Linked DNA regions of Homo sapiens: region 2 is linked to region 1. The links are chromatin loops, found by intact Hi-C in ENCODE. Cell type or tissue: HCT116. All regions are shown on one strand. Each heading gives the region's core, and the rest is flanking DNA. Links, peaks and the distances in the headings are about the cores only. Region 1 has its middle 82 kb from the start of SLC25A26. Region 2 overlaps MAGI1 (membrane associated guanylate kinase, WW and PDZ domain containing 1).

Region 1 (12,831 bases), core at 1,553-9,552:
TGACAGTTCCATGCTTATTGTTGCCACTGAAGATCTGCCACTGGGACAAGATGTGAAGGTGGAAGGCAGTGATACTGATGATCCTGACTGTGTAGACCTAGGCTAATGTATGTATTTGTCTTAGTTTTCAACAAAATTCAAAAAAAAAAAAATTTAACATTTCAAAAATAGAAAAAAATACAGAGTAAAGATATAAAGAAAAAAAATTGTACAGCTGTACAATGTGTTTGTGTTTTAAGTTGTGTTTTTACAAAAGAGTCAAAAGTTTAAAAAATTAAAAAGTTTCAAAAGGAAAAATGTTACAGCAAGCTAAGGTTAATTTATTATTGAAGAAAGAAAACAGAATAGGTTTTCTTTATACTCCTTTATAATCTTTATGGGACCACTGTTTTATATGCTATCATTGACCAAAACATCATTATGGGGTGCCTGACTGTATAATAAATGGTTAATTGGATTTAAACTCACATCTATTCAGTTCCTTTTTTTTTTTCTTTCCAACTTTTAAGTTCAGAAGGTATATGTGCAGGTTTGTTACATGGGTAAATTGCATGTCTCAGGACTTTGGTGTACAGTTTATTTTGTCACTCAGATAATGAGCATAGTACCCGATAGGTGGGTTTTTGATCCTCACTCTCTTCCTGCTGTCCATCCTGAAAACTTTTAAAGTAAATTTAGTGTAGCCTAAGTGTACAGTGTTTATAAAGTCTACAGTAGTGTACAGTCACATCCTAGGCCTTCACATTCACTCACCACTCACTCGCTGACTCACTCAGAATAACTTCTAGTTCTGCAAGCTTTGTTCATGGTAAGTACCCTATACAGGTGGACAGTTTTGAGCTTTCATGCCATATTTTTACTGTAGCTTTTCTGTTTTCATGTTTAGATCCATAAATATTTACCACTATGTTGCAGTTGCCTACAGTATTCAGGACGGTCACATGCTGTACAGGTTTGGTAGCTAGGAGCAATAGGCTACACCATATAGCTTGGGCGTGTAGTTGGCTATACTAGCTAGGTTTGTGTAACTTACACTCCATGTTGCTTGCACAAGGATGAAATCCCCTAATGATGCGTTTCTCAGAAGAGTATCCTGGTGGTTAAGCAACACATGACTGTATATGTAACCTGAAGCTCTCAGAGCTTCCCTGTCTTCATCTATCAGCCCAGGGAGAGGAATCAGTGGTTTTCCAAAAGCTGTACCTCTTTCCATAAATACAAGGATGAAGGGCTGAGATGATGGCAGTTAGAATTATATTGAGAAATGGTAGCGGGATCTGAGAAAGCAAGGCCATGAGTTGAAAGCAGAGAGAAGGCGGTTCGAGTGGAGCCCTGATGAAGTTCATGCTCATGGTTGCCCAGCCATTAACACGGGCTCATCACATCTGTTTCCAGATTGCTTCTAGAACTTAGCTACCCTCGTTCTATAAGATGGAATGAAAATGCGTACTACATACAGATCATGAAAAGACGCAAAGAAAATGCATCTTCACATTGCAGGTACTCAATTAGATTTATTTCTAATACTCAGCGCCACCCACAATTGGAAGGAAAGAAGGGCTAGAACATTAAAGTTTCTATTTGTGCTGAGACTGCAACTTAGCTATTTAGAAGTTATTTTAACAGACTTCCCTCCAGTGGAAAAACAAAACAGGGATAACTAGTTTGACTTGGTCTTTTTTATCTCTTTCCATTTAAACACAGATATCCTGTTGTGATAACCTTTGACACTTTATTACATGGCCGCAGTAAATAATAACTGCCCTTATTTTGTAATGTTAGCCCTGGTTACACAGCACCATTAATTACTGAACATAAAAGTTGAAGTTTTTGTGAATAGAAGGAAATGTTATTTGAATTCCTTTGCTGGGTTCACTAAGTTTATCTGAGGGCTTGGGTGGTATAAATGGCGAAGAGAGAATCATTGAGTTGTGTGTTTGTCACAGAGAAGTGCCCCCGCACCAAAAATAAGAACCAGCCAATCTGGGGCCAGTGGGAAAATGTTGACAGACTTGCAGAACTTCACTGGAAATCTGAGTTTGAGTCACGATGAAATTAAGAAATCAACTTCCAAACACCCTCAAGTTACCTTAATTGCTTAGAGAATGTATCTTTAGTTACCTTTCTCACTATAAAACAGTACTTTTTGTTATTGAAATAGCGTTTAAGGACTTGCAAAGGAATGACTTAAAAATCACTAAAAATCATGTCCATGTCTTTGGAAAAAGTCTTGGAAATGTTTTGCCATCAATTTCCATATTGATCAGGACACTGAGTTGGAGATTTTGTCACTTTTCTTCTTTGACAGTTGTCATCCTTTGTCAATATTTCTTTTCTTTCCTTTATTTTTTTTTTTATTTTTTGAGACGGAGTTTTGTTCTTGTCACCCAGGCTGTAGTGCAATGGCGTGATCTCGACTCACTGCAACTTCTGCCTCCCAGGTTCAAGCGATTCTCCTGCCTCAGCCTCCCGAGTAGCTGGGATTATAGGCACCTACCACAATGTCGGGCTAATTTTTGTATTTTTAGTACAGACGGGGTTTCACCATGTTGGTCAGGCTGGTCTCGAACTCCTGACCCCAGGTGATCCAGCCACTTTGGCCTCGCAAAGAGCTGGGATTACAGGAGTGAGCCACCATGCCCGGCCTGTCAATATTTCTTAAATAAGGAAAAGCCTGGTTTTATAAAGTTCAAATTTTACTGAAAATTGTTTTTAATTTTGTTTTTGTATTATCAACTTTTAATTAACTTACATTTGAATTTCAGAAATGTTTTTAACTTTGTTTCAGGGCGATTTTCAATTTACTCCTAATCTTTCTGAAACTTAGCTTTAGTAAAATATAAACATTGTAATACGTTACATGCTCAAATCCTACAGTTGTAGAATTTGAAGCGGCCTTAAAGTTCATGTATTCCATCTCTCCAATTAGTTAATCACAGTATTACAGAATCATTAATGTTGGCAATATTTTAATGTGAACAATTGTTAATTGTGAACAATTGGCTGGGTACAGTGGCTCATGCCTGTATTCTAAGCACTTTGGGAGGCCAAGGCAGGTAGATTGCTTGAGCTCACGAGTTTGAGACCAGACTGGGCAACAAAGTGAGACCTATTCTTTACCAAAAATAAAAAATTAGGTGGGCATGGTGGCATGTACTTGTAATCTCAGCTACTTGGGAGGCTAAAGTGGGAGGATCTCTCTTGAGCCTGGGAGGTTGAGGCTTCAGTGAGCCCTGATGGCACCACTGCACTCCAGCCTGGGTAACAGAGCAAAACCCTGTCTCAATAAAAAAATAAAGTAAAAAGGTAAGTTTTACAGATCCAGTCTTAACATAAGTATAAGGCAAAATTTAAGACTTTGGAATAAATAAAAGAGATATTCTTTTGGAATATTCACATTGGATATTCTTTCAATGAAATACCTGTCTTTAGAGACCACGTAATCCTACAGGGATATACATCTTGGTCTTTGGCTAAGCTATTTTACAAGTCTGTTGAGATAGAAGTTAACTTGAAAAGTGTTTTACTATAGATTTCTGTATTGATCACAACAATTCAGAAATTGATGATAAAACTAATAGTAATGCAAATATTTCTTGTTCATAATCATGCAAGGAAATTCTGTCCTGCGGACAGTCAACTGATTTTCCTCTCTTATTGTGGAAATAAACAGTTTTGTGTCTACTTGCAAATTTATTTCAGTGTTCCCATCTATATATGTATCTGCTGTTGGACTTCTCCTTTGAATGAATGATAACATTTCGGTGGTTCACTCATTAGTAATGAGTTAAATAAAATGTATTCCAGATGTTCATTTTATGTCTATATGATAGTCATGATTTTACCTTTTTGGGAAAATTATCCTTTAACCTAAGATACACAAATGGCCAGTTTATAATTAAAAACTACTTATCACTCTCCATTGGCCTATAGATGAAGACATTGAAGTTTGGAGAAAAACAGGGTGAGCATGTAATAAATAGCTTAGCTGGATTTGAATCCATGTCTATTTCATTTCTAAAATGGTATTCTAACTCATTGCACTGTCTCGTCACTAAGAAATAACATTTTTGTATTTTAAAAGATGGCTTTTAGTTTCATGTTCCAGTTGATGCTTATATTTCCAAAACAATCATGGTAGTGAAATTTGATTTATACATTCTTTCACCTAAGCTCTGGCTTTCAGCCGCTAGGTTTCTCTCTTCTGCTTTGACTGGGATATTTCTCTTGGCTTTGCATCAAGTAGTACTGTGTTTTCAAAGCCTCCATGTCATTTACAGTATGCATTAAATTGTATACAAAGCTTTTCCCTTTCAGGACTTGTTAAGACCTTCTGTTTATTTCAAGAAGAAAGCCTCAGTGAGGTGCTATGTCCCTCTCATACTTGCTAGTCTCCCTTTCATAACAAAGAGAGAGCTTAACAAAGAGAGTTGGAGCTTCCTCAACAATAGTATATAAATTTTTGTTTTTATTTTGCTTACTTTATGGTTATCTCTTATTTATTGAAAATAATTCTGATTTGCATTTATGATAATAGCACAAAGCTTCTTTTAAAATAAAGTTCAGTTAAAAATCAGTTGAGATAAAGGAAATCATTAATTAAATAGCTTGACTAATAGATGTGAGCTCTTTCCTGCCACCTTTTCCACCATGTGAGGATGCCATGAGAAATCACCATCTATGGAACAGACCTTCACCAAACACCAAATCTACCTATGCTGTGATTTTCTTTCTTTTTTTTTTTTTTTTTTTTGAGATGGAGTTTTGCTCTTGTCGCCCGAGCTGGAGTGCAATGGCGCGATCTCAAACTCTGCTCACTGCAACCTCTGCCTCCCAGGTTCAAGCAATTCTTCTGCCTCAGCCTCCCGAGTAGCTGGGATTACAGGGGCCTGCCACCAGGCCTGGGTAATTTCTTGTATTTTTAGTAGAGACAGGGTTTCACCATGTTGGCCAAGATGGTCTCAAACTCCTGACCACAGGGGATCCACCATCCTTGGCCTCCCAAAGTGCTGGGATTACAGGCATGAACAACCACACCCAGCCCCACACTATGATCTTGAACATCCCAACCTGCAGAACTGTGAGAAAAAAAATTCTATAGTTTATGAATTACCTAGTTGGTGGTATTTTGTGAGACCAGCAGGAATGGCCTAAGACACTCATAGAGTCATTGTGAGAAGGGAATAAGATGCTCTGTGTGACTGTGAGCTTCCTGAGGTCAGAGTGTGTCTAACTCATCTTGTTATCCCCCAACTCCTAATACAGTTCCTAGCACCTAGGACTCCATAAGAGCTTGTTTTCTTCTTTCCTTTGCAAAGCTAGTTAGTATAGTCACATGAACATTTTCTTTTTTCTTTTTTTTGTTTTTTGAGACAGTGTCGCTCTGTCACCCAGGCTGGAGTGCAGTAGCCCAATCTTGGCTCTCTGCCACCTCTGCCTCCCAGGTTCAAGCGATTCTCCCACCTCAGCCTCCAGAGCAGCTGGGATTACAGGCGTGCATTACCACACCCAGCTAATTTTTGTATTTTTAGTAGAGACGGGGTTTCACTATGTTGGCCAGGTTGGTCTCGAACTCCTGACCTCAAGTGATCCACCCGCCTCAGCCTCCCAAAGTGCTGGGATTACAGGCATGAGCCACCATGATCGGCCCACATGAACATTTTCTATGGCATTATTAAACAGAGAGTATTGCATGTGAACACGTAAAATAAACATGGGCATTTATAATGTTTTATTTTTCCTATGGTGATCAAAGCTGTTCAATGTATACATCGTATACAATGTATACATCTGAAGTATGGAAATATGCAATGAAGGAAGAAAAAAATCATCCCACAAATCTCACCCCCCTTCAGACACATCACACTCCAGGGCAACCATTCTTAATTTGATAAATTTCTCTTTTTTTCTATAATTAAAAATATTATACACTTGAGATCCTAGTACACATGCAATTTTGCAACCTGTTATTTTCTCCTAAGGTTAGATTTTGCTTGGCACTCAAAATCCATCCAGCATGATTTTTATTGTTTGACCTACATTGGGGCCTTTCTTTCCCATCTGTCATGGGGTTGGCCAACAGAATGTCAACCTGTGAATTCTCTGGTAAAATGTTTCCAAATGACAAATCAGACAATTTGGTGGGAGGATTGATGCAGGGGGAGGGGGGGTAGGGATGTATTGGGGTAGGGGAAGAGGGAGATGAAGGGAAGCAGTTAAGGAAGGAGGCATGGGAGAGAGCCAGAGGTTCCTCTTCACAAACCGTATTGGGAGGTCCTGGATACGGGCATCGGTTCCTTGGCAAAGCTTGGAAGCCACCCATTAATCTTGTACTCCCTCTGCTGGCTTTGCTGAGCACAGCCACTGTGTGATTAATGTGAATAGTAATGGTCCTGAGTCCACTGAAATCCCCCGTGATGAACAGGAAAGACAAACAGTCATTCTTTTTGAGATTCTTTTTTATAAGATCCAAGTTCACACTAACAGGAGTAGATTGATTGATTACTTATTCAGTTGAAACGAATTCAAATTGCTGCCCCACCCCTCCTGTCCTCCTCCCCTCCCCATCCTCTTTTCCTCTGCCCCAGGAGAATGAAATTCTAAAGTTCTCAGCTTTTCCTTTCAAGATTCTTATGATTCTCCTGATGATCTCACTTCTCTTTACTGTATTTTGCTGTTGCTTTTCTCTGTTTCACCTTCTGTGCCACCCCGCCCACCTCCTTGATAGTGCCATTTGTGAATAAAAAAGGAATGGTGAAACCCTGCCTTTGCTTTGCAAAGCAGGGTTGCATTAGCTTCTCTAATTCTGCAGCCTCTTATTTCTCCATTTTTGCTTAATTCAAAGTTGTTAAAAGCTTTTCAAAATAGGTGTATGCTCTACTTGACAGTTGTGAGAAAACAATGCCTCCAATAAAAAGAAAGCAAGATACATTTGCAATTTCCTTTTCCATAATTTATAGTGATTTAGCTCCCCCCTATCAGGAGATAAAAATTTCTTTGGGAACAAGTTTCTTTTAATAGCATCATCTGAAGCAGCACACATTTCTTTCGCGGTCATTAGAGCTCCTAGCCTACAAAACAGTGACTGAAGATTGAATTAGATTTAGAGGGAGGCTGCCTGTATCACATAAATAAACAGGGCCCTGGCCATTTCATTACAGAACTTAGATAAGCAGTACAGATGGTCGGCTGCAGTGTTACACATGCATAACCTATTTAAAAGATGACATTATAGGGTCAGAAGCATTAATGTACTCACAGTGTCATTTGTTTACTCTACTTGAGTTACTTCTTTCACACTAAGCGCTAAAGCCGTGGGTCAGGCAAATTATTGCAGGCAGTAATGCAGACTAGATGAAAAGATAAGGGAATTATTGAATGATGAGAGCATAAACACTAAATTAGTTTAAGGATTTATGGCCCCAAGCTTAACCTAATAGATGTTATTTGCTATTGATCCTTCTCAAGGTGTTGTAGGTGACAAAAAACCCAAAAACCTCATTCGTTTAAGCACATCAAGAAAGGTAATTAACTTACTAACTTACTGGCTCATGGAACTGAGAGATCAGAGCTTCAGGTATGGCTGGTTCTAGTGCTCAGAATGGCTGTCAGGTCTGTTCTCTTTCATGGTGGCTTCATTTGCAGGATGCTCTCATTACTGGTGTTCAGATGCTCCATGCCTATGTATTAACACTTGCAAGTACAATGGAAAGAGGTTCTTTGTTATTCTAGCAAAAGATCAGGAATTACATCTCTTGACCAATTTTGGATATGCGCCTTTTCTGAACCAATGATTAGAGGTGGAAGAATGGAATGTGTATTCCGTTGAGTCATGTGCTCATCCTGTGAGCCCTGAGTTTAGGGCAGGGGTTGGTGGAGTTTGTGGATAGCATCACCAAGACAGCTAGACTAGGAGAGGGTGGCTCCTCAAAGAAAAAATCCACATGCTACTAACACAGGAAGGTGGTGTGGAAGCCAGGTAGGCAAAATGGGATTTCTAATCCTTCAACCAGTGCACTTCAGAAAGGATCATTCACTAGAACCTTCGAATGAATTCAACTAACATACAGGATGCACGCTGAGGTAAAAACTAGAAAATGTCCGTAAATCTGTTCATTCACCTGAGGTTTCTGTTCCAAGTTAAATCTATTAGCAGGCAGGACTAGCAAATATTCTTCATAAGTAAAACTACCTTATCGGCACCTGTCTTTTTAATGCTACCACTCTATGTTTACACTTTCAAATTTCCCAGTTTCTCAGATGACAGAAGGAATTCTTACTGTATCACATCCCTCCATCTGTTGAATTAAACAAAATGCATGCCAGCCCTTTTAACAACTGCAGTACTAAAAGGGTCAAGTGAATGTCAAAGGCATGATTGAACTAACAGGTTCCGGACTGCCAAGTCCCTTGCAAGACTTTAGAAATGTTTCTTGCTTTTAACTTCTGCTCTGGGTCACTTACTTGTGGTTACTGTGGTGGTGCCACCAGCTCTCTGAAATTTCTTACTAGTCAACAGACTACAGTACTGAAAGGAGCTATTGTTACACTTCAGTATAGAAACAGGACACACACACACACACACACACGCAAATGAGCACGTGTAAAACAGTGAAATCCAAATGAGGTAGACAGATTGTATTTATGTCAATTTCTTTGTTGCCATAGTATTCTATAGTGTTGCAAGTTGTTAGCATTGGGGGAAACAGGGTGAAGGGCACACGAGATCTCTCTGTATAATTCTTTATAATTACATGTACATCTTCAATAATTACCAAATATTTTTTTCTAATTTTCTCGAGCTGGGGTCTTGCTGCATATGTGGTCTGGCCTCGAGGGCTCAAGAAATATGTCTGCCTCAGCCTCCCAAGTAACTGCGACTACAGCCATGTACCACCACACTCAACTCCTACCAAAGAAAGTTTTCAAATAATTGCATAAGACAAAAAACTAATAGAAATAGGATTGTCATGAGGATGATAATGATGTCCTGTGTCATCTTGATGAAAGCAAATCTTTGAAATAGTGTGAATTTTTTTTTTTTTTTGAGACAGAGTCTTATTCTGTCACCCAGGCTACAGTGCAGTGGCATGATCTTGGCTCCCTGCAGCCTCCACTTCCTGGGTTCAAGTGATTCTCCTACGTCAGCCACCCGAGTAGCTGGGATTACAGGCATATGCCACCACACCCAGCTGATTTTTGTATTTTTTATTAGAGACAGGGTTTCACCATGTTGGCCAGGCTGGTTTCGAACTCCCGACCTCAACTTGATCTGCCTACCTTGGCCTCCCAAAGTACTGGATTACAGGCGTGGGCCACTGCGCCGGTCTTGAATGTATTCTTTTCTTCCTGCAGACTCAAAGCTGTGGATGGAAGTTGTTGAAGCCCTAGGCTGGATTAAGAATACTTTAGATTTAGTCATGGCAGAGAGTTCTGAAACAAGTTCTATCAATATGTAGTTCAACAAATATTTATTTATTTTCACTTTCCTTTATTTAAATTGAGATGAAACTTGCATAACACAAATTAACCATTTCAAAGTGAACAAGTCAGTGGCATTTGGTGCATTTACAATATTGTGCAGCCACTGTCTTCAATTCTGAAACATTTTCATCACTCCAAAATTAAACCCCATACCTATTTGGCAGTTACTCCCCAACCCCACTCCAGCCTCTGGGTGACTCCCAATCTGCTTTCTGCTTCTCTAGATTTACCTATTCTGCACACTTCATGTAAATAAAATCATGGAAGATATGATCTTTTGTGTCTGGCTTCTTTCACTTAGTGTAATGTTTTTGAGGTTCATCCAGGCCATCGCATGTATCAGTATCAGTACTTCATTCTGATGGTGTTCAGGACCCACTACCCTAAAATATGGCACCTTGGCATTTGAGAACACTGCAGAAGCAGGAAGTTCTCTCTGACCTTCCTCCCACCCTTCACCTTTGAAGTAGACTATAAAAGAATTTTTTTTTATCTTCTCCTGAAGTAGGGCATAAGGCCCTCATTCCAGAGATGGCCACACTATACTCAGAGAAAAATGCCCTGTCTCTAAGGACACAGGAACTCGGAGAAGAACCTGAACAAACAGGCCTTGCTAAATTCTCCCTAGTTGATTACTATCAGTTTACACCCCTTTTGTCCAATGGTACTGCTGCCTGACTATCCATTTGTCATCAAACCTAAGCACAAAAATGCATAGGTTTCCCTGTTTTTTTGGTTTTTCATTTAAAAAGTCTCCCATATCACATAAAATTTGTATGCTATTCTCTTGTTAAGCTGTTTTTTCTCTTTTTTTGAGACAGGGTCTGCCTCTGTCACCCAGGCTGGAGTACAGTGGTGTGATCTTAGCTTGCTGTAACCCCAAATTCCTGGGCTCAAGCAGTCCTCCCACCTCAGCCTCCTGAGTAGCTGGGATTACAGGCAGCACCACTATGCCTGGCCAATCTTTCTTTTTATTTTTTGTAGAGATGGGATCTCACTATGTTGACCAGGCCAGTCATGAACTCCTGGCCTCAGGCGATCTTCCTGCCTCAGCCTCCCAAAGTGCTGAGATTAAGATGTGAGCCACTGTGCCCAGCCTAAGCTGTCTTTTATTGCAAGCGCCTCAGCTATGAACCTAGCAATGGGTTAGAAAATAAATCTCTCCTCTCCTACAATTTTCTTTCATGGCTGAATAATAAAAAAAAAAAAATTGCCATTATCCATTATATCCATTGTATGAACATAACACAATTTGTCTATCTATTCATTTGTTGATGGACATTTAAGTTGTTTCTACCTTTTGGCTATCGTGAATAGTGCTGGTATAACATTTGTGTACAGGTATGGTTTTCACCACCTGTTTCCAATTATTTTGGGTATATACCTATGAGCAAAATTGCTGGGTCATGTGACAATTCTGTTGAACTTAACAAATACTTACTGAGCAACTGCAGTGTTCCCTGTAGTGCTCTACGTGCTGGCAACACAATTATTGAGCCAAAAGTTCAGATCCCTCCTTTTCTGGAACTTAATTTCTAATATCAAAGAGAAAGGCAATAAACAATAAGCAGGAATGGTACCTAATTTGTGATGCAAAATGCAAATGAGGTCCCTCGTTTAAAAAAAAAATTATTGGCTGGGAACAGTGGTTCACGCCTGTAATCCCAGGACTTTGGGAGGCCAAGGTGGGTAGATTGCTTGAGACCAGGAGTTCGAGACCAGTCTGGACAACATAGCAAAACTTCATGTCTACAAAAAATACAAAAATTAGCTGGGGGTGGTGGTACACACCTGTAGTCCCAGCTATTCAGGCTGAGATAGGAGGGTTGCTTGAGCTTGGGAGGCAGAGGCTGCAGTGAGCTGAGATCGTGCCAGTGCACTCCAGCCTGGGCAACAGAGTAAGACCCTGTCTCAAAAACAAAATTAATAACTTTAAGATGAGAACAGCAAAGCCTTAAACCAAGTGGGGAGTCCTTCTAAGTAGGCACAGTGTCCTGAGAGACTGCACACTTTGTTGGCCTGTGAAGCTAACACTGACAATAAGAAAATACAGTAATTTCAGATGTTAATCACACATGAATACACAAAGTGGGGTAATATGATAGAGAACAAATATAAGTGGGTGAGCTACTTTCAATAGTTAGGAAAGGCCTCTATGAGAAGCTCATATTCAAGCTGAGACCTGAATGATAACAAGGAACCAACTGTATCAAGATCTCTGGGCAGCGTATCCAAGCAGAGGGAAGAGACTGAGCCAAGACTGCAAGCCTGCAAGTTCAGGAACCAAAACAATGTCACTGTGGCTGGAACTGGGTTATCTTTAGCCTGAGTGTAAGTACAGTTTCTAACACCACAATCCTGGAGGAAGATTTGGGCCTCTTTTTTGGAATAAAGACAGTGAAAATCAGTCTTGGTAACATCAAACTCTAGACCCGTGGTTGTCAGTGAGCATGATATAGCACACTGGTGTTCCCCAAGCACTTCTCAGTTAGGGCCTAGATTTTGCCCACTGGGTACAATTTATTTTGCATCAACTGAGAACACAGAGTATCTGTCAGAATGCTGAGCTGAGGATTAGCTGGTTGTGGTGTGTGTGGAGTACAATTTGGTACTAACGAGTGGTAAGAAGCATACCATAATGCCAAAGATTGTCTACTGGGATGTATGCAGAATGTGAGGTTTCTGAGAGCCAAGTCCTGGAAGTAAAGGAGGTTGCACCGAGGCTGAGAAAATAGAGTGATCATTGTGCACACGTTCATGGACCCCACCAGATGTTAGACTGACTGGAGTAGACAGTGCATTGCAATCATTGCTAACTCATTGAGTGTCTTTTTATTTCTTTAAGCATGACTTCAAAACTCTAATAATCATAAAGTTCTGAGAAAATGTGGAGATCATGACTCTAGACAACATTTACAAGAACTGCATAGGTGAAAGAGTCAGATGTCTGGCTGACCTAGCAGTTCTCTTTGCAACTGAGGAAGGCCACGCCAAAGAAGTAAGGTTTACATCCAGGCTGAGACTTTTTCAGAGCCACGAGGGAGTGGTGGGTGAGTCAGAGAAATGATGCATGCCAGAAGAAATCCCTTAAGAATTACTGTAAAATCAATGGATTGGAAAACTGAATTAATGGGGCTGGGGACTGTTTATTAACAATGAAAAAAAAATCTATATTTCCCCTGTCTTCTCTGAGCAATATTAGAAGCTATGAGAGAGGAGCAATGAATATCATGTGAAAGGAGAAAGTGAAGACACCAGATCACATAAATGATTACATGGAGTCTGAACGGCTCATAAGGTTTGCATGAGTGAATGTTCCCAGTCGTTCTGGTGGATAAACACTTTGTT
Region 2 (12,831 bases), core at 2,840-10,839, 220 kb before region 1:
AGTTGCCATAGCTCCCTCTAGGTGACTTCACAGTAACCTCCTGTGAGCCTGAGGCTATTCCTTCTCCACCCCAACTACCTTCTCAAGCATCTGATGGTCTTTTCAGGCTTGTTCCTGCCTCAGAGTCTTGGTGTTTGTCACTGGCTTTTTAGGAAACATTCTTGTTCCCAGTATCCATTTGCCTGACTTGGCCTCATACTTGCGTCTCAACTTAAAATGTCCCCTGTCACGTGTTACCCCGGCTCCATCACTCTCTGTGGAATCCCTCTGTTTCACTTTCTCTCTAGTGCTTATGATTATCTGAAATTCTTACGATTCATGGAGCATGCAAATACCACACGAACACAACTAAAAAAGAATCAAAGTTAACACAAGAAATACACCAAACGCCACTCATAAACAAACATGCCCTGAAGGAAAAGTTCTTATAAATGAATCCAAAATAACAGAAGACATCAAATATTGAATATTTTGCTAGCTCACATACACCACACAATAAGAAACATTCAAAGGTAGTATACGCAGAAAATGTCTACGAAACAACAAAACACCAACCTCTTTTTCCTGGTGTTGAACACTCTTCTCTCTGCCAATACTGTCCACAATAATCCTTAATTTTTTTTTTTTTAATCGAGACAGAGTCTTACACTGTCACCCAGGCTGGAGCACAGTGGTGCAATCTCAGCTCACTGCAACCTCCACCTCCCGGGTTCAAGCAATTCTCTGCTGGAATTACAGGCACCCACTACCACACCCGGCTAATTTTTTGTAATTTTAGTAGAGACAGGGTTTCACCATCTTGGCCAGGCTGGTCTTGAACTCCTGACTTCGTGATCCACCCGCCTCGGCCTCCCAAAGTGCTGGGATTAGAGGCGTGAGCCACTGCACCCGGCCAATCCTTATTATTTCCGAATGAAACAACTTTTAATTCCTGCAAATCATCTTCTATATTTTTCTCTCCATGAAATAAGTGAGGTTGCAAAAATCAGCTACGTAAAAACTAGTATCTGAGCTGTCCAGCGTAAAGGATATTAGGACTCCCTGGCCGACTTCCCCTCTGGAAAATGTGGATCAGCCTTTCTAACAGACTCCTGGGGCAGCTCTCCAGCATGCCTTATCATTAGAGGACTCTCTTGGTCATTAACCATAATGACCACTCATAGTCTACATTTCAATCTGCAACACAGTGGGGCAGACACTCAGAAGTCTGCTTATTCTCAGCATGTAATGCTGACATGAGTCAATTTTTTAATAAAAGTCATAAATTTATGGTTCTAAAATATAGAGAATGACTTCTAGTTGTGATCAAATAACCCATTTTCTAGGGATGGTCTTTTATAATGCCAATTCCATGCACAATTGGGAATCAAGTTAAGGTGTGTCTATGACCAGGTAGAGTATTCTCATTACCAGAAGCCTTTGCTCACAGTGCCTCATGAAGCTACCCTCAAAATGTACTCAAGTATATAAATTTTCTCTTCCCGTACTGACACCATCACTGAAGGGCTAGTATCAACATTATTTCCATAGCCCACCTTTAAGGAGTTAATATAGTCTGGGCATGGTGGCTCATGCCTGTAATCTCAACATTTTGCAAGGCAGAAGCAGGAGGATCACTTGAGCCCAGGAGTTCAAGATCAGCCTGCACAACAAAGTTGAGACCCCATCTCTACAAAAAAAAAAAAAATTGTTTAATTAGCTAGGTGTTGTGGCACATGCCTGTAGTCCAAGTTACTTGGGAGGCCAAGGTGGGAGGACTGGCTTGAGCCTGGGAGGTTGAAGCTGCAGTGAGCCGTGATCACACCACTGCACTCCAACCTGGGTGACAAAGCAAGACCCTGTCTCAAAAAATAATAATTAGGCCAGTGTGGTGGTGGGTGCCTATAATCCCAACTATTCAGGAGGCTGATGCAGGAGGATCACTTGAGCTCAAAAAGTCAAGGCTGCAGTGAGCTGTGATCATACCACTGTACTCCAGACTGAGTGACAGAGTGAGACCCTGTATCCCCAAAAATTAAAAAAATGTAAAAAGAAAAGAATGTAAATTAGCTGCTGCCCGCTTTATTTCAGGGATGTGGGGATTCCAAGCAAGATAATCAAACCCAGATAGTATCTACACCAGCGATCACTAACCTTTTTGGCACCATGGACCGGTTTGGTGGAAGACAATATTTCCATGGGCCAGGGGTGGGGGATGGTTTGGGGACGAAACTGTCCCACCTCAGATCATCAGGCACTAATTAGATTCTCATAAGGAGCGCACAACTAGATCCCTCACATGTGCAGTTCACAACAGGGTTCACACTCCAATGAGAATCTAATGCCACCACTGATCTGACAGGAGGCGGAACTCAGGCAGTAATGCTCACTTGCCCACTGCTCACCTTCTGCTGTTCGGCTCAGTTCCTAACAGGCCACAGACCAGCATCAGTCCATGACCTGGGGGTTGGGGACCCCTCATCTAGCTCATAACCTTCTGTCTATGTTTGGATAATATTACCTTAAATAACTGAATATAAAACAATAAACATGTTTAAGTATTTGAGGCTGCCAAAGTGAAGAGTTACAGAGTACTTTTGTTAAGAGATAGATATAATTGAGAATCTCAAATTTGGAAAAAGATCTTTTATCCCCCCATGAAAAAGTTATCACAATGAAAACACATTTAAAAATGAGGATAAATGCAATGCTGTACTGTTGAAAATACACAAGTCTTTCAAATGCATATTCCAGAGGAAAAACAAGCACCCTTGAAAATCAATCACTGAAAAACAACCAATAAAGTACGCCACCATTGCAAATGGCTTTCCTGTTTACATACTAATCGAAGTGGTTGTTGGGGCAGCACCATGCCAAACACTGATACGATGGAGGACATGGAAGCATGAGATAGCTGGGAAAGTGATCATCTAATCTGAGAAAAGAGTCACTACTACTTATTAAAGAACTACTTACTTAAAACATCCTGCGTTAGAAACGAGTGCCCCCAACCTCCATCAAAACTCTACAGTAGCTTCCTATCACTTTCAGGCCATAATCCCAAAATACCTCTTTAATTTTACTTCTCGACATGAAGGTCCTGACCTAGTAGTTAAATCTCTGCTCATCACCTATCCAACACAGTAGATGGGTGTCTACCTTGAGGCCTCTTTCAGACATGGTGGACTTTTTTTTTTTTTTTTTTTTGAGATGGAGACTCGCTCTGTAGCCCAGGCTGGAGTGCAGTGGCATGATCTTGGCTCAATGCAACCTCTGCCTCCTGGGTTCAAGCGATTCTCCTGCCTCAGCCTCCTGAGTGGCTGGGACTACAGGTGCACGCCAGCACACCCGGCTAATTTTTGTATTCTGAATAGAGACGGGGTTTCACCATATTGGTCAGGCTGGTGTCGAACTCCTGACCTCAGGCGATCCGCCTGCCTCGGCCTCCCAAAGTGATAGGATTACAAGAGTGAGCCACAGCGCCTGGCCTGGACATGGTGGACTTTTGCTATCCAACATCTATTTTCCCCATTTCTGATAGAAGCAACCCAGTTTTGTCAAATGAAAATAACTTATCTCCATAGGCTGGTTTAGACATTTTACTCAAACTGGGACATTTGAACGTTTGTCCATGGAATTTGAATCTCAAGCAGAAAAAGACAGAAAAGGGTTGGAGTTGGCTCATCCTCCGGGGGACGCTCTACAGAGATGTGGCTTCAGCTCCCTCCACCAGCAGCCCCAGAGCTGCCCAGCGTCCACCTTTCTGATCCCATTTTTCAGGTGTTTCTCAGATCCTGTAAACTGCTCCATGTATCTATTGTTTGTTCACAACAAATTTATTTTCTGCTTAGGGTGGATTCAGGGTAGATTTTTTTTGCACTTAGGACCAAACTATATCCTAACTTGCATGCTTATTAAAGTCATTCTTAAACCTTGGGATCAAAACTCAACACCCCTGATTATTTTTAAGCCCTTCAAAGCCACACCCCAACAGCATAACCGCTCTCTCTTCAAAACTTTTATATAAGCCTATTATGTATTCTTACTGTTTTCATTTACCCATGCTCCAAACAAATTACCAAATCATACTTTTATAGCCCATTGGATTATTTCCTAGCATCAAACTTGGCACCCAGAAGGTGATACAAATATTTTTATCTATTATTAAAGTTTCTGTGTAAGGCACTGTGCTTAGTGGCTTCCTGTTCGTTACTGCATTTCATTCCTCATTATAGGTAGGGTTATCCCATTTGGAGGATAACCAGTCCAAGGCAAAGAGATTAACTTGCCCAAGGGCATTCACAGCTACTAAATGGACAAACTGAGATTTAAATCCAAGTGTGCCCTTGAAAGCCTAAATTCTCAATCACTGATGATAGAACTTGAAAGGGAAAAGGCAGGTGTGAAAATAATTCTATCTTAGACATATTTATTTTGTCATCTCTCGAGTCTAGATATGAAACTCTGCCCACTGACATGTTCATGAACCCAATCTTGAAAGCTATTTAAGTTTAAATGAAACAATGCATTACTTCAGGTAAATGGAAAACAAAGAAAACTCTGATCTCAAAAAAAAAAAAAAAAGAGTTCTGCTTCCTAAATCATACACATCGTGTTCTCGCACTGTAGAATTTCTCTCTAATCTGCTCTGACAAAACCAAGTCAGGGGCTGGGGAGACTTGAACAGCAGGCTGAAAAACTGGAAGAGCCCAGTCTGGGATTAAAAACTAGCTACAAAGGGATAATTCACACATGGATCATTACGATTCAGGGATGGTTAAAAGCAGCTCACATCTGGTTTTATTTGGGCTCCCTGTTTCGTCTAATAAACAAGTACATGTTTAAACAAACAAAAACAGGTAACAAAAAAATGTTTTTCAGGTCACACGCAAAGTAGGATTAGTTTGGAAAAGGAAGACCAGCACCTGGAAAACCAATTTCACTTAAGTACCTCACCAAGAGACCCTGACCAAGTGACTTAATCTCTTAGGACCAGCTTCCTTAATCAAATGTGAAAATAAGGATTCTTTTTTAGTTACCTTAGAAGATTATTATGAGAATCAAAAGAAAGCATGAACATGGAAAATTTTATCAACTCTGACAAGACATTAACAAATATCCCCAGAGGAGGTCAAGCAGGCCTACCTGAGTCTACAAGTGGAAAAGTTTGTCAAATACACTATAAATAGCTACACTAGGTACAAGTCATGAAAGGAAAACCAGACACAGCACCTATATCAGCAAACAACCTATCAGACATCATGAAGAATAAAGTAAACTTTTATCTAGTTTGATCTCTTTAAATACTACCAAGCCATAAGGGGCTGGGCGCAGTGGCTCACACCTATAATCCCAGCACTTTGGGAGGCAAGGCAGGCAGATCACTTGAGGTCAGGAGTTCGAGACCAGCCTGGCCAACATGGTGAAAACCCTACTACAAAAATTAGCCAGGCGTGGTGGTGCACACCTGTAATCCCAGATACTCAGCAGGCTGAGGCACAGGAGGCGGAGGTTGAACCCAGGAGGCAGAGGTTGCAGTGGGCAGAGATTGTGCCATTGAACTCCAGCCTGAGCAACAGAGCAAGACTGTCTCAAAAAACAAACAAAAAATAATAAATAAACACTTCCAAGCCATGAAGTTCAATTCTTTGAGAACCATTTTTTCATATTTGACAAAATTGCATTTAGATGGAATTAGGATTATTCCTCCTCCCCAACCCCCCCAAAAAATCCAAAACATGGTTCAATGCTTTCAGGTAATTTCTACCTAAATTCTGACCTAAATTTGGGAGAGGCAACCCCAAAGTATGGCCTGTAGAAAGCTAATAGGTATAGGTTGTTTCGGAAGATGGGGAGGTAGTGTTCAGAAAGGAGAGATTCCAGAAAGGGTTCTGTTAGTTCACTAATTTGGGAAATGCTGCATTGGGCAAAACAGGTTCCTTAAACACAGTACTGCTTGGAGCATTTACCATGAGATGCCTTTCAAATCCCTAACAAAGTATTGGAATAAAAAGCATTTTGCAAACTTATTTGCAAAGAGCATCCTTCAGGCAGGTGTTCCACAGAAAACAAACTGAAAACACAGCAGAAGACAGTTAACAGAGGAAATACAGGGAGGAGAAATTCCTTCGGAACATATCGTATTTTTTGAAGGCAATGTGAGTAGAGTACCATGGAGGAATTCTACCACTGACTGTGTATCCCAAGGTCTTTATCTTCAATTCAAGGGGTTCTAACACTCCTGAATATTCTTGGCAATTTAGAAAACACTCACATGGACCCAGAAAGCAATTGCTTTAAACCCAGAGAGACCATTAGAAAGGACAAAGGGAGACAAAGAAGGAAGAAAAGAGGATCTTAGACCCTGCTTTCTCCCCTAATGCTTATTAACAACTAATTGGCTTTCATGTTTTCTCCATTAGGTTTAGCTTCATGATCAAAATCACCTCAGGGCATACTACAATCAACCAAACATCAGCCTTCAAGAGATGCACCATATGACTACATCCACAGGTCAGCATACATACTCAGCCAGCATAAACCCGGCGGGGACTTCTACCAACAGAGGGCCTCCTGTGAAAAGCCTGGAAAAAAAAGTCAACTCTCTGTTGCATAGTGAGCAACATAAATCCAGCAACATTTATTTCAGAACAAAGATCGATCTGTTAACTAATTAATCTGAACCCACAAATGAACACATTCAAACTGGGGTACTTCCTGGTTTCATCACAAATTCAAATGCCATCAGGGGCCATGCAGATAACCTCAACTAGTGAAGCAGACAATGTCTGAAAAAGTAGAGAATTATGGAGACTAAGAGGGGACCTGAGAGTTCAAGCCAAGCCTCAAGGCATTCACGCTCAATTCAATTAAAACACAGTGCTGACTCTAGCTCCCCTCAGACAAAACAAAACAGGTGCAGTCCAAATCCAGCCCACAGGCTACCAGTTTGAGAGCTCTGGGAAGGCCACCATCCTTAAGAGGATTTGAGCCTAATGTTCGACAAATGCCTAATAAGCATATTAAATTTACAAATCACAAAGTTGAGAACAGTATCAACCCAAATGTGCCAAACAAATTTGCTTATGGTGGATGGATATTTACAGGATATATGTACATATACAAAGGGTTTCAGCACTGTACAACAGAGTTCAATTGCTTAGAGTAACCTGCTGCATGACCTCGGGTAAGATATGTTACTTTTCTGAGCATCAACTTCCCCATCTATAAAATGAAGATAATAGCACCCCCTTGGGATAGTAGTGAAAGTTACACAGGAATAAATTTGTAAAGCTCTCAGCATGTAGTAGGCACTCAATAAATGATAGTTGATAATTTTTTTACAAAGCATATTTAGGCTAGCATTATAATGCACATTTAGAACAACTCATTCAAGGACAAAGTCAATCTCTTAGGCAAATTGTGTGGTAAATGATGTTGATCAGTCCCTTGCAAGAAACTGCTAATCATATGACCAGTCTCACTTAGCCTCTTGCCACACAGAGGTCATGAAAGGATGCTGGTGCCATCTCATGGTAATGCTCAGAGCCCACAGGAGATACAAATGCTAGGACTGTTCACATTTGAACAGCAGCTTGTACATATTTAGCATTAATTCTGTTAAATATTTTTAAATACTCAATTCAGAAGCATAAATCCAAACACCAACGGGATGCTAACACATCGCTCCATGCCAAACACCTTGCAATGTGCACAGTCATTTGCCCTCTAAAATTCACACCCGTTCAAGTTACTCTTCTCACCTTGTCTTCCAGCAGATGATCTGCACACTTGCCCCTTTTTAGACACTGGCTGCTTTCTCCTACAGAAAATTTAAATTCCAAATTGTTTGGGTCTTTTTCTTTTTTTAAAATCCCTGAAGAGACTGGACTGGGAAGAGGAAAAACGATGAATAACACACAGGTGCTTCCTACCTAATTAAAAGAAAAGTTTACAGCTGCACTGGTTGTGAATCATCCCTCTGGGTTATCCAGTGTATCCTTCAAGTGGCACGTAGTTCCATCAAGAGCCATATTCCATATGCTTTCCTGAAAACTGCCTTCTCTTTGCTTGGTAAAATGATGACTATCAGGTAACTAATGGCATTTTATACTTCCTGGCTTTCCTCTCTATGGACAAAGCAGTTCATTTGTGCTTCCTTATTTCTAAAAATAAATAACCCTGAAAAAAGGACTCAACTTAGTGAATCAAGCTTTGATTTATGTTGAAAAAGCAAGATGCAAATTTGTGTATTTATTATCATTTCTGTGTAAGAAATACATATACATTTATATGATACATATATAAAATGTGAATATATATAATATGTATATATTTATATACATATAATTTATAATATTCAATACACAGTATATTATATATATATATTCATCTATTTCTTTCTTTTCTTTTTTTTGAGACAGAGTCTTGCTCTGTTGCTCAGGCTGGAGCGCAGTGGCACATTTTCAGCTCACTGCAACCTTTGCCTCCCGGGTTGACGCGATTCTCATGCCTAAACCTCCCAAGAAGCTGGGATTGCAGGCACATGCCACCACACCCAACCAGTTTTTTTGTATTTTTAGTAGAGACGGGGTTTCGCCATGATAGCTAGGCTGATCTCAAATTTCTGGCCTCAAGTGATCTTCCCGTCTCAGCCATTGTATTAGTCTGTTCTCATGCTGCTTGATAAAGACATACCCAAGACTGGATAATTTATAAAGAAAAAGAGGTTTAATGGACTCACAGTTCCATGTGGCTGGGGAGGCCTCACAATCATGGCAGAAGGCGAAAGGCACACCTTACGTGGTGGCACACAAGAGAGAAAATAAGAGCCAAGTGAAAGAGGAAACCCCTTATAAAACCATCAGATATTGTGAGACTTTTTCACTACCACAAGAACAGAATGGGAAAAACCACTCCATGATTCAATTATCTCCCACCAGCTCCCTCCCACAACACATGGGAATTATGGGAGCTACAATTAAAAATGAGATTTGGGTGGGGACACAGCCAAACCACAATCGCCTCCCACAGTGCTGAGATTACAGATGTGAGCTACTGCACCTGGCCTATATACATGAATTTCTTACTTAAGTACATGTATCATACACACACTAACACACACACACACACATACACACACACACACCCTGCCACTACCTCCAGAGAAACCAAATAATGAAATAATGAGGATAGGAGAAGACAGTTGTCAGGGATAAGTTCTACTGTTCTCATTGTATACTTTTTAAAATCTTGGATAATCATACACGTAATATATTAATGGTCCAAAAAAGTTAACTTTGACTTCTTTAAAAATTTGTCTGGACTGCCAGGTGTTTTCTTATATTTTAAATTTATAATGTCAAAGGTAATTGAAATAATCTGTTTTTATTTCTTAAGCTTATCCTTAGACATTTCCACCTTCTTACACATAAAGAGAGAAACATCTAGAAAGATACATATTATACCATTAACTCTAAAGGATGAGGAGTTACATGGGGCTACAGGGTTTCCTTTCTCCTCTATCCTTCTACATCACTAGTAGCACTTTTGAAATTGAAAAATAAAACCAACAATGAGATACCACTACACACCTATTAGCAAAGCCAAAATCCTAAACACTGACACCACCAAATGCTGACAAGGATATGGAGCAACAGGAACTCTCACTCACTGCTGGTGGGAATGCAAAATTATATTGCCACTTTGGAAGACAGTTTGGCAGTTTCTTATAAAACTAAACATAATCTTACCACACAATCTAGCTAGCAATCATGTTCCTTGGTATTCAGCAAAGGAGTTGAAAACTTATGTCCACACAAAAACCTGCACATGAAAGTTTATAAAAGCTTTATGTGCAATTACCAAGTCATCCTTCAGTAAATGAATGGATAAAAGAACTATGGTACATCTAGACAAGGCAATATGATTCAACACTAAAAAGAAACACACCATCAAGCCATGAAAACACATGGAGGAAACTTACAAATGCATAGTGCTAAGTGAAAGAAGCCAATGTGAAACGGCTACATACTATATGATTCCAATTATCTGACATTCTGGAAAAGGCAAAACGATGGAGACAGTAAAAAGATCAAAAGTTAGGGGAGTGGGGAGATAAATAAGTAGAGCACCAAGAATTTTTAGGCGGTGAAACTAGTCTGTATATTATAATGGTGGACACGTGTCATTACATATTTGTTCAACCCTATAAAATGTACAACACCAAGAATGAACCCTAATGTAAACTAAGGTCTTTGGGTGATAATGATGTGTCAATGTAGGTTCATCAATTGTAACAAATGTACCACCTTGGTGGGGGACGTTGATAATGGGGGAGGCTGTGCACAGGCTGGAAGCAGAGGGTACATAGGAAATCTTTGTACCTTCCTCTCAATTTTATTGTGAATCTAAAAATGCTCTAACGAAGTCTATTGTTTTTAAACAGCTACTCAGAAAAATAAAAGAATGAAACTAATTTTACAGTTACAAAGAGAATATCTACACACTGAGGTAGGGTCAGAATCAGTAAACATGAATTCCTATCATTAAGCATTTTTATTAAATACCTAGAAGGGCATCTGTAGTTTAAGAAGAAACTTACATAACTCTCTCAGGTCAATTTTCTGCACTCTACTTTTGCTTCTCTTGGTTAAAAATCTGGGGTTGGGAACATATATTCACCTGTGCATTATACTCTTGCTCCAAAACATTTTTTTTTTTTTTTTTTGTGAGACGGAGTCTCGCTCTGTCACCAGGCTGGAGTGCAATGGCGCGATCTCGGCTCACTGAAACCTCTGCTTCCCAGGTTCAAGCAATTCTCCTGCCTCAGCCTCTCGAGTAGCTGGGATTACAGGTGTGCACCACCACGCCCAGCTAATTTTTGTATTTTTAGTAGCGATGGGGTTTCACCATGTTGGTCAGGCTGGTCTCAATCTCGTGACCTCATGATCCGCCTGCCTTGGCCTCCCAAAATGCTGGGATTACAGGTGTGAGCCACCGCGCCCGGCCTCCACAACATTCTTAAACTGATTTCTTTTGCCAACAAATGAGTTGTTTTCATCCTATTGCTTGGTGACTACGCAGGTCAGCTTAAAATTATTGTTTGCTTAAATTCAAAGAATTTAAAATGCTCTTCTCTTCAAATTATCCCTACCAACAAATAAATGCAAGTTAAGGAGAATGCTTACAAAAAGTTAAGAGGAGTTCAATTATACTGCAGAGTGATCTGTTTTTCTCAAGGAAGGATAATAATCCTCATTTTCAAAAAAAAAACAAACAAACAAAACAAAATGTAAACTAGCCAAAAGGGTATAAAATTGGAATCCCAAATTATTCTGGGAAACAATACTGTGCCCACAAGGGCACTCACTACACATGAAACCAGATAGTATGGTTAACATTGATCTGTGAAGACTGAAGACTATCAGTTTTCATGATCCTTGCTCAACAGAATTTCACTGGCTTTTCCTTTGGAGAACACTAAACTAATTTCATTGAATTTGAGGGAGCTTTCCCCCCAGGAGACAAAATGCTGACTTCTCATTCTGAAGTTATAAATGTAAAAACAATTTGATTTTCTACTTCTTAACCTCCAAAATGCTTACACAAGGGCCAGATGTAATGGCTCATGCCTGTAAATTCCAGCACTTTGGGAAGCTAAGGCAGGACGATCGTTTGAGCCCAGGAGTTTGAGACCAGCCTGGGCAACACAGGGAGACCCCATCTCTACAAAAAAATTTTTAAATTGGCCAGGAGTGGCGCACGCTCCTGTGGTCCCAGCTACTTGGGAGGCTAAGGGGGAGGATCTCTTGAGCCCAGGAGTTTGAGGCTGTAGTGAGCTACAGTTGTGCCACTGTACTCTAGCCCAGGTGACAGAGCAAGACCCTGTCTCAAAAAAAAACAAAAAGAAAAAACAAACAAACAAAAAAGAAACAAACAAAAAATGCTTACACAAGAGAAGGTATCAGGAGGTAACTTGGATATATTTTCATTCTCTCATTCTCTCTCCTTCTCTCTCTCTCTCTCTCTCTCTCTCTCTCACATTTTTCAAGTTAGAAAAAGGCAACGTTCCCCCATTCGAGGCTTTGTTAACAGTGACCATTATACACGGCTGGAATAATTTCTCTCATACAGTCTGTCAGCCTGCTTCCTGATATCTAACTACTGCTTTGAACACTAGAACTCTCAGTTTTAGCCAGACATCACAGACCTTCCATCATCTTAACCCCTTTTAACTTTTTTCAATCTTATCCCATTGGTCACCAACTTAAGATTCCTGGAAACTCAGGAATGAAATAAATCTAAGTGGTCACTTGGTCTAACTTCAGGTCCGATGTTTAAATTCACACAAACTTCTCGCAATGACCCAGACTAGACTTGGAAAGCTCTGAATCAGTGAACAAACCACATTTCTTGGCAGCCACACTTATTTTAGGGAGTTTTGCACATCACAAATTACCCACAACAGTCCTGTTCACATCCTTTAGGGCCCACACAGAATCTGGCCAACTTCATTTACACATATTAGCCATCTATTTAAAGAGCTGGTTTCCACCTGCATCCTGCTGTATTTTTTCCTTCCAGCTAAACACCTCGACCTGTGCCCTCAATTTCTCAAAGACCCCTGTGATAGTCATTAAAAACAGTGATATTAAAAAACAAGGGCTCTAAAATTATCTTCTTTTTAGTTTTAAGCAGTGGGGAACAGAACATATTGGATCTTCCATCAAATTCTGACAGTCACACACAAACACCGTATGAATTTCTAATCCTGAACCATCTCTTTTTAAGGTATAATACATGTGTCAGGTGAAAACCTAATCTCTCTTCTCCTAGATTCAATCACCTCAA

The links. A loop is a pair of places that touch in the nucleus more often than their neighbours do. Peaks named below come from ENCODE experiments on the same cell type or tissue, not always from the same donor. Only the 100,000 strongest peaks of a DNase experiment are listed, where the experiment ranks them.
Region 2: it touches region 1 in a loop (2.3-fold over the local background); 19 of 110 quality-filtered maps call a loop at or near these places.

What each region holds. Positions count from the first base shown.
Region 1 is chr3:66,132,485-66,145,315 of GRCh38, forward strand. It overlaps a transcript of SLC25A26 not described here. Among named protein-coding and RNA genes, the nearest start is that of SLC25A26, 82 kb to the right of the region's middle. In HCT116, for the core only: a CTCF peak has its summit at 6,363 (motif pointing left); DNase peaks (open chromatin) are centred at 6,307 and 8,466.
Region 2 is chr3:65,907,690-65,920,520 of GRCh38, forward strand. The region is part of intron 1 of MAGI1 (membrane associated guanylate kinase, WW and PDZ domain containing 1); the gene reads right to left. The region is part of intron 1 of MAGI1-IT1 (MAGI1 intronic transcript 1); the gene reads right to left. MAGI1-AS1 (MAGI1 antisense RNA 1) reads left to right here. Exons shown (of 3, transcript NR_046575.1): 2 at 6,402-6,492. Among named protein-coding and RNA genes, the nearest start is that of MAGI1-AS1, 20 kb to the left of the region's middle. RefSeq lists a silencer at 7,865-8,159. In HCT116, for the core only: CTCF peaks have their summits at 7,235 and 7,439; no DNase peak of the experiment used is centred there.